Linked DNA regions of Homo sapiens: region 2 is linked to region 1. A link is an interaction called in ENCODE POLR2A ChIA-PET data of the cell type or tissue named here. Cell type or tissue: MCF 10A. All regions are shown on one strand. Region 1 overlaps USP34 (ubiquitin specific peptidase 34). Region 2 overlaps XPO1 (exportin 1).

Region 1 (5,000 bases):
TGAAAAGTGACTCAACCAAATATTTTGTTGCATTGTTTCCAATGCTGTGTGCTTTGCAGTGATGCGGTACATTGGAAACAGCACTGACATTACTAAAATTGGTAATAAATGATTACTATCAAGGTCATTTTTAGTTAAAAAATTCCACCCATTCTGATAGGTTGAAATTATTACATATAGTAGTAGTGTAGCATGTAGGTTAATAATGTTGCCTTTTTTTTTTTTTTTTTAGACGGAGTCTGGCTCTGTTGCCCAGGCTGGAGTGCAGTGGCATGATCTTGGCTCACTGCAACCTCCGTCTCCCAGATTTAAGTGATTCTCCTGCCTCAGCCTCCCGAGTAGTTGGGACTACAGGCGTATGCCACCATGCCTGGTTAATTTTTGTATTTTTAATAGAGATTGGGTTTCACCATGTTGGCTAGGCTGGTCTCAAACTCCTAACCTCAGGTGATCCTCCTGCCTCAGCCTCCTAAAGTGCTGGGATTACAGGCGTGAGCCACTTTGCGTGATCTGAGCCTTAATTTTTTTAATTTGCAAAATGGGAATGATGATGATATCCATCTACTTTAGAGGATTGTTTTGAGGTTTAAAATGAGAAAGATTTTAAACTCATAATGTAACACTTGACATATAAAGTGTGTAGTAACTGGTGGCTTTTACTAACTTCGGTTGTTACTAAATACCTAAGTGATCCTGTTATTCTGATTGAACTTATTTGTTTGATAGAAAGTTTTATGTACTTTGGCATTCTCTGAGAGAAAGTATCTCAATTTAGTTAACTGGAATGCTGGGATAACATTTTTATTTCACACTGTGGTAATTTTGGAGAGGGCATATAATTTTGAAACACCAAATTATCAAAGGGTTTACTTAATCAGGAATATTACATAAACCTGGATTAAACTGTTTCTTGAATTTATTTGTACTAATTCTTGTTTAACAGTCTAGTATGGAAAGCTTGTTAAAGACTTTATTACTATATCTTTAAAAGTTATCGTTTACAGGGTTTTTTCTTCCTTACTTTATCCGTTTTTTTGAGACAGAGTCTCACTCCGTCACCCAGGCTAGAGTGCAGTGGCACCATCTTGGCTCACTGCAGCATCCACCTCCTGGGTTCAAGCAGTTGTCCTGCCTCAGCCTCCCTAGTAGCTGGGATAACTAGTGCACGCTACCACACCCAGCTAATTTTTGTATTTTTAGTAGACCCGGGGTTTCGCCATGTTGTCCAGGCTGGTCTCGAACTCCTGACCTCCTGTGATCCGCCCACCTCGGCCTCCCAAAGTGCTGGGATTACAGGCTTGCAGGCTTGAGCCACCGCACCCGGCCTTTGTTTTGTTTTTGTTTTTGAGAGAGAGTTCTGCTGTGCGGTAGTAGCAGCTGACTGCAGCCTTGATCTCCCAGGCTCAAGCAAACCTCCCTCCCATGTCAGCCTCCCAAGTACCTGGGACTAAAGGTGCATGTCACCACGCCTGGCTAAATTAAAAATTGTTTTTGTAGAGATGGGGTTACGCTGTTGCCCAACCTGTGAAGTTATCCTTTACTAAATACAAAGGTTTAGGCTTAGATTCTGTTTTATCTTTCTCTTCAGCCCTTTTATGACTGCTAATTGGTGGGCTGTTGTCAATCTGCATAGTTTTCTTTATCTTGCAACTCAACTGAGGCCGTTAAAGCAAAATTATACTATTTAAATTAATATATTTTTTGAACACCGTAATACTATAATACTATATAATCTGTTTGTTAATTTTCTGAGAATAATAACTCAATGGAGTAACTCTTTAATAGGCATCTTTTCCTTATAAAAAATATTGTAGATTGGCTCTCTGCAAGCTAATTTCTTTTATATGGTTAATATTTTAGTGTACATTAAGAGCTTAGAGTTCTTTTTGTAATCAAGCTTGCTACAGAAGCTGTGCTTTATTTATTTCATAGTAATTTCCTCTAGTGGGTCATTGTATAAACCCTGATCATTTTTGTATGTCTATTCCTTTTCTTGCGAAGTGGGCAGCTTGTTTAGCCATGGTGTTTTGGCTTCAATAGGGTGAGGTCTCTATTTGGGAATCTCTGAATTTCACAGGAATGAGTAGAACTATATTTAACAATGAAAAAAATAGTATTAGATTTTAGGGCAGCCGTTTGTAAAGAAAAGAAAATAACTCATAAATCACTTTTGTGGCAGGAAAGATACGGACTAACGTTACTGAATACTTCTTTTTCTCTATTATACTAAATCACACATTCAGAAGAGAACATGTTTATAGCATTTCCTGGGACTCAGGAAATGATCCCATTCTGTTTATTTTCTAGTATGATTTCCTCCTCACTTAAAGAAAAAGCTATATATTTATTTTGAGACTGGCTAATTTTTGTGTTTCTGGTAGAGGTAGTGTTTCACCATGTTCCCCAGGCTGGTCTTGAACTCCTGGGCTCAAATGATCCGCCCGCCTTGGCCTCCTAAAGTGCTGGGATTACAGGTGTGTGCCATTGCACCTGGCTGATTTCCTCACTCTTACTGAGGCAAGGTAACTTTGTCAGATGGTGAGTGTTATTTTTTCGTTTTTTTTTTGAGCTGGAGTCTCGCTCTGTCACCAGGCTGGAGTGCAGTGGTATGATCCCTGCTCACCTCAGCCTCCGCCTCCCAGATTCAAGCGATTCTCCTGCCTTAGCTTCCCGAGTAGCTGGGACTACAGGCACGCACCACCATGCCCAGCTAATTTTTGTATTTTTAGTAGAGATGGGGTTTCACCATGTTGGCCAGGATGGTCTCAATCTCTTGACCTTGCGATGCCCCCACCTCAGCCTCCCAGAGTGCTGGGATTACAGGTGTGAGCCACTGCGCCTGGCTGGTGAGTTTTTTTTTTCAGAACCTGAATCTAGAATCCTGAAATTTCATCTCAGGAAAACTCACTCTTCTCTGGATTTGAATTATCAACAAAGAAAGGAAATTCTTACCTTATCAGATTAAGGTTCAAATCTGATAATAACGTCAAGCCCATACATTTGTTTCAATCTCAAAAACTTTAGCAGATTCTTAACTAGAACTTCAGCAGTTCTTAACTAGCTCTGAGTTTTAGGAGATTTCTCAGTTTGCACAAATATTATTCCACCTATTATATGGATCCGTTCTTTAATAACAGCTGCACCCACAAGAAAACAACAAAGATCTTTATGTAGTTTTCTTACTTTGCAAATGCAGCTTTTTATGTAGTTTTCTTACTTTGCGAATGCAGCTTACTAACATTTAACACAGCTTAGAGAAATAGAACATGGAGGCATACAAGTTTCTCCACTGAGACCCAAATGGAAGTTAATCTCACTTTTGTTGAGTTACACTTGGTTTTAGCTTACAGTATCCTTCCTCAGCCCTCAGCTCTTTGCCAGAGTTTGTCATTTCATACATAACACCTTTTATTAATTTATAAAGAATCCAATAGAGACAAGGGGTTTATTTTATTATGGAGTAGAAAGAAGTGCAAATGAGGATTAATAAAAAGAACTTCACACAAAATATGCTTTAGTCAAAGGTATAAGCTTGTAGGGCTTAAGTAACGTATAGGGGAACACAATAGCAATTTCTGAATGTTCAGTGTCCTAAGACTGCTTTTTACAAATATACTAGCAAAGACTGTTTAATATCAGAAACTAGGGTAGGATTACATATTTTTTGATATCTCTTTACTAGATAGGAGAATAGGAAATTAAGTTTTCATGATGCCACTTTGCACTTTGTCAGAACTAGGTTTGATGCAGAACGCTGTTTTTCTGCAGTTACAGGGAGCAAGGAACTTTTTTTTTCTTTTTTTCCCTATTTCTGAGAGTTTTAACCTAGGTTAAAAGGTTAGGAGGGCTGCTAGAATTCCATTAGCACTAAGCAGGGGGTGGGGAGAAGGAAACCTGAAAAGCTCAAAACTTAAAAAAAAATGATAAAGGACACACTGTAGGATTAATAGCATATGCAATTTGGTTTTTATGATGTTGGGATCTATAGTAGTGTTAAAGAATGCTGATTTTTATAATGATATAATCCTAGGTTTGAATTGTACCTCTGTTGCATAGTATGTAATTTTGTTTTCATTACTTTTATAAGCATTACTTTTCTCATTTATCACAATGGGAATATTAAGGACTTAGTAAATGGTAGATCTTCCTTGTATTAAAATTTTTTCTTGTATTGACATTTTTCTTCATTTGCTGTTTTTTAATTGAAATTTTTAATCACTTGTGTCTGTGTATTCTAAAATAAAAGATATAACTATGCCCTCTGATGTATCTTGTATAAAATAGGATTTTTAACCTTCTGTTAAAATTTGAAAAATAACATTCATAAAGAAACGTACACAAAGTGATAACATGTGGCTCAGTGATTTATCAAAGCAAATATTCGTTTAACCATCACTCAAACCAAGAAACAGAACATTGTCAACTCCCCAGAAGCCTACCTTATGAGTCCTCAGGCCACTAACTATTCCATCTCTTCTCCTTTAAAAATAAACACAATTCATCCTTTAATGCTGATCATTCTCCTGCTTTTTTTAAACAAAGTTTTATCACCTAATCTTATATCCCTAAACACTACAATTTGGTTTTGTCTGTTTTCACCATGCAGATGGAATCACATACTATGCATTCTTTCATGCCTGGTTGTTTTTTTTAAATGCCGAAATTTATATTGCATGTATGTTCATTTTTATTGTTGAATTATCTTTTAAAATATACCAATTTATTTTACTGGTGATGGACATTTAGGTTATTACAGTTCATATGGGTGTCAGCATTCTTCTATGTGTGTTTTGGTGAACATGTGTGTGCATTTAATTTGGATGTATATCTAGAAGTAAATGTCTTATCAGGGTGTTTGTGTGTGTGTGTGTGTACATATATATATATATATATATTCTTTTTCTGAGATGGAGTCTTGCTCTGTCGCCCAGGCTGGAGTGCAGTGGCGTGATCTCAGCTCACTGCAAGCTCTGCCTCGCGGGTTCACACCATTCTCTTGC
Region 2 (5,000 bases), 120 kb before region 1:
GCACCACCACGCCCTGCTACTTTTTCGTATTTTTAGTAGTAGAGATGGGGTTTCACCATGTTAGCCACGCTGGTCTCTATCTCCTGACCTCGTGATCCACCTGCCTCAGCCTCCCAAAGCGCTAGGATTACAGGCGTGTAAGCCCACCATGCCCCGCCAATTTTGCCCAGTTTTTATTGGGCTATTCCCTTATTGAGATCTAAGGGCTCTTTGTATTCTAGTCAGGAGTATTTTGTTAACTGTATATTTTGCAAGTGTTTTGTCTGTGGCTTCCTGTTTAATTTTTGTAATGGTGTCTTTTGCAGAGCAAAAATTTCAGATTTTGATTAAAATCAGTGTTGATTTTTTTTTCTTTATATAGTTGATGTTTTTTGTGTTGTATTCAAGAAATCTTTGTCATGCAAAGGTCACTTAAGATTTTCTGTAAGTTTTTGGCTGGGCACAGTGGCTCACGCCTGTAATTCCAGCAATTTGGGAGGCCGAGGCAGGCAGATCTCTTGAGGTCAGCAGTTCGAGACGAGCCTGGTCAACAGGGTGAAACCGCATGTCTACTAAAGATACAAAAATTAGCTGGGTGTGTTGGTGAATTGCTTGAACTGGGGAGGCAGAGACTGCAGTAAGCCTAGATCACACCACTGCCCTCCAGCCTGGGTGACAGAGCAAGACTCTCTCTCAAAAAAAAAAAAAAAAAAAAGATATTCTGTACGTTTTCTTATAGAACCTTTATAGTTTTAGCTTTTGCATTAAGATCTGTGATTTGGCTGGGCACAGTAGCTCACAATTGTAATCCCAGCACTGGGAGGCCAAGGCAGGCGGAAACAATACAAACAAATTAGCCAGGCGTGGTGGCATGCACCTGTAATCCCGACTGCCAGGAAGCTGAGGTGGGAGGAATGCTTGAGTTGAGTTCGGGAGGTGGAGGTTGCAGTGAGCCGAGATCATGCCACTGCACTCCAGCCTGGGCGACAAAGACCCTGTCTGAAAAAAGCATCATGTGATTCATTTTACTCAATTTTTGTATATGAGGTGAGGTAAGGGTCAAGGTTTATATATTTATTTGAGACAGAGTCATGCTCTGTCTCCTGGCCAGAGTACAGTGGCGCGATCTTGGCTCACTGCAAACTCCACCTGCCAGATTACAGGTGCACACCACCACACCCGGCTAATTTTTGTATTTTTAGTAGAGATGGGGTTGCCCCATGTTGGCCAGGCTGGTCTGGAACTCCAGACCTCAAGTGATCCGCCAGTCTCAGCCTCCCAAAGTGCTGGGATTATGTGTGAGCTACCGCACCCAGCTCCCCAACTTTGTTTCTAAAAGGTTTGGCTATTGTTGGTTTTTTGCTGTTCCATAAAAATTTTAGAGTGAAATCTGGCAAATTTCAACAAAAGCTGTCCTGAAATTTTTATTGAGATTGCCTTGGATCTGTGGATGCATTTGGAGAGAATGAACATCTTTAATGTCAATTCCTGATTATTTCTTGCTAATATAGAGAATTGCCATTGTTCACTTATCTCTTGAACGTGTAGTTTAATCCAGCTAGTCAAAGCCCAGTTCAAACTCACTTTCCCTTCCTGTTGTGAGAAAACACCTCAATTTTGCAAAAGCTCTTGGAATTTAACATTTCTGCTGCTTTTCCCTGTATGTGTGGTGTTTAGTCTTTTCATAGTTCGTTGACTATGGAATTCAGAGCAGAAACCCTATTTCCTAATTTCCTTGGGAAGTTTTCAGAACTAGATGATAATGTAAGTTTCTAATAAGTTGATAGTGTTACTCAGAGGTGATTGTTTCATTTATGATTTTGAAAAGAAAATGTAAATATTAGACTTAAGTCCTTGCATCTAAAACAAATTCATGAGAAATCCCACAGAATACAATGTTAGAGATGGGAGCAAAAATTATCAGTCTAATCTCAGAGAGTTGACAGGCATTCCAAATCGTTTTTTGTCAGTATTTAAACCATGGTAGGATAATGTAAGAAATATACTTAATGCCTGGTGCGATGTCTCACGCCTGTAATCCCAGCACTTTGGGAGGCCTAGGCAGGCAATTGTCTGAGGTCAGGAGTTCGAGACCAGTCTGGCCAACATGGTGAAACCCCGTCTCTACTAAAAATACAAAAAAAATTAGCCGGGCATGGTGGCGTGTGCCTGTAATCCCAGAATCCCAGCTACTCGGTAGGTTGCAGCAGGGGAGTTGCTTGGACCAGGGAGGTGGAGGCTGCAGTGAGCTGTGATCATGCCACTGCATTCCAGCCTGGGCGACAGAGCAAGGCTCCGTCTCAAAAAGAAAAAAAAGAAAAGAAAAAGAAATATCTGTAAGCTATAAATTATGTTTTTCATTTCTAAAAAAAACAAGGCAGGCCAGGCACAGTGATTGAGGCCTGCAATCCCAGCAGTTTGGGAGGCTCTCTTGAGCCCAGAAATTTGAGATCAGCCAGGACAAGATAGTTAGACTTCTCTCTACTAAAAATACAGAAAACTAGCAGTGTATGGTCGAGTGCCCCTGTAGTTTCAGCCACTCAGGAGGCTGAGGCGGGAGAATCATTTGAGTCCAGGCAGGAGGTCGAGCCCTGATTGATTGCACCACTGCACTCCAGCCTGGGCAACAGAGTGATAATATCTGAAAAGATAGGCTGGGCACAGTGGCTCTTGCCTGTAATCCCAGGACTTTGGGAGGCTGAGGCAGGCAGATCACCTGAGGTTGGGAGTTCGAGATCAGCCTGACCAACATGGTGAAACCCCATCTCTACTAAAAATAACAAAAAAATTAGCTGGGCGTGGTGGCGCATTCCTGTAATCCCTGCTACTCTGAAGGCTGAGGCCGGAGAATTGCTTAAACCTGGGAGGTGGAGGTTGCAGTGAGCCGAGATTGCGCCATTGCATTCCAGCCTGGGCAACAAGAACGAAACTCTGTCTAAAAAATAAAGAAAAGAAAGCAGTATTTTCAGGCACATTGTATATGATTGATAGGAATAGTATTTCCATTTCTGGTTAATGTAACAATTTGCCCCATTCCAAGTATTTTGATTACAGGCCTCCATGAAAGGCCTATACTTGATACCTAACAGTGTTTGATCCCTAGCTTACATCCATGTAACTTTTTTTTTTTTTTTTTTTTTTGAGATAAGGTCTCACGCTGTCGCCCAAGCTGGAGTGCAGTGGCGGGATCATGGCTTAACTCTAGCCTCAACTTCCGGGGCTCTAGCAATCCTCCTGCGTCAGTCTCCTGCATAACTGGGACTACGTGCGCATGAATCATACCTGGCTCACTGTTTCTATTTTTTGTAGAGATGGGGTCTCGCTATGTTGCCTAGGCTGGTCCTGAACTCCTGGGCTCAAGCGATCCTCTGCCTCAGCCTCCCAAAGTGTTTAGATTACAGTCAAGAGCTACTGTGCTCGACCTGCTTTCACCTTTTGGCTATCATGAGTGATGCTCCTGTCAATTTTAATAAAATTTTAATCTTTTAGATTTTTTGTCCAGTGTGTTTGAGGCCATAAACATCCATTTAAGAATGGCGGATGTGCATATAGATCCATTTCTCTTAACATTATCAAAGCAGGTTAAATTATAGATTATCTGTGGGAACCCTAACTTAACTCCTGCTTTAGAATTATTGTTAGCTGTTTGTCTTCCATGTGGCATTGTTCTTATTAATATTTCATTGAGAGAACAGTAGTAACAATATCCTGTATACCCTTGTGTAAGTAAAGAGAGCAGATCACTATTTTATTGACCATCTTTCAAAAGATCGATTTTGTGTGTTTTTTTGTTTTGTTTTGAGATAGTCTCACATTGTCGCCCAGGCTGCTTGGATTGCAGTAGTACAATCTTGGCTCACTGCAACCTCTGCCTTCCGGGTTGAAGCGATTCTTGTGCCTCAGCCTCCAGAGTAGCTGGTACTACAGGTGTGCACCACCATGCCTGGCTATTTTTTTGTATTTTAATAGACAGGTTTCACCATGTTGGCCTGGCTGGTCTCAAACTCCTGGCCTCAAGTGATCCACCCACCTCGGCCTCCCACAGCGCTAGGATTACAGGCTTGAGCCACCACATCCAGCCAATTTTGATGTTTTCATGGACTGATACTTGTAATAAACATTTCAATTATATATAGCATTGATGTAGAAATGTACCAAATTTACATTTTTTTAGCTTATGGAATAAATAAATGTTTAAACTGAAATTGATTCGAAACTAGATTGAACTTGCCTTTTTCCTATTTGTAATTTACATTTTTAATAGTGTATCAAAAGCCTTAAACCATTTTCTGTGGTGCAGGTTGACTGCCTCTTGCTGGAAATGCTTGGGATGAGAAGTGTTCCAGACTTTGGGCTTTTTCAGATTTTGGAATATTTGCATTATGCTCACGAGTTAAGCATTCCAAAACTGAAATAGCCCAATGAGCATTTCCTTTTTTTTTCCTTTTTTTTGAGACAGAGTTTCGCTCTTGTTGCCCAGGCTGGAGTGCGACGGCATGATCTCGACTCACTGCAACCTCTGCCTCCTGGGTTGAAGTGATTCTCCTGCCTCATCCTCCTGTGTAGTTGGGATTACAGTCATGCGGCACCATGCCTGGCTAATTTTGTAGTTTTAGTAGAGACAGGGTTTCTTCATGTTGGTCAGGCTGGTCTCAAACTCCAAACCTCAGGTGAGCCGCCCGCCTTGTGTTGGGATTACAGGCGTGAGCTATCTCACCCAACCTGAGCATTTCCTTTTAGTGCCATGTTGGTGCTTTAAAACTTGCAGATTTGGGGTTGGGCGTGGTGGCTCATGCCTGTAATCCCAGCACTTTGGGAGGCTGAGGCAGGTGGGTTGCCTGAGGTCAGGAGTTGGAGAACAGCCTGGCCAACATAGTGAAACCTTGTCTTTACCTAAAAAAAAAAAAAAATCAGCTGGGCGTGGTGACGGGCACCTGTAATCCCAGCTACTCTGGGAGGCTGAGGCAGGAGAATCGCTTGAACTCGGGAGGTGGAGGTTGCAGTGAGCGGAGATAGCACCA

The links. ChIA-PET counts read pairs that join two places held together with the same protein. Peaks named below come from ENCODE experiments on the same cell type or tissue, not always from the same donor. Only the 100,000 strongest peaks of a DNase experiment are listed, where the experiment ranks them.
Region 2: POLR2A ChIA-PET joins it to region 1 with 5 read pairs; 6 of 35 experiments call an interaction of 5 or more read pairs at or near these places.

The regions. Positions count from the first base shown.
Region 1 is chr2:61,388,660-61,393,659 of GRCh38, reverse strand. The region is part of intron 5 of USP34 (ubiquitin specific peptidase 34); the gene reads left to right. Among named protein-coding and RNA genes, the nearest start is that of SNORA70B, 26 kb to the left of the region's middle. In MCF 10A, no CTCF peak of the experiment used is centred here; no DNase peak of the experiment used is centred here.
Region 2 is chr2:61,509,058-61,514,057 of GRCh38, reverse strand. The region is part of intron 4 of XPO1 (exportin 1); the gene reads left to right. Among named protein-coding and RNA genes, the nearest start is that of XPO1, 27 kb to the left of the region's middle. In MCF 10A, no CTCF peak of the experiment used is centred here; DNase peaks (open chromatin) are centred at 2,817 and 3,197.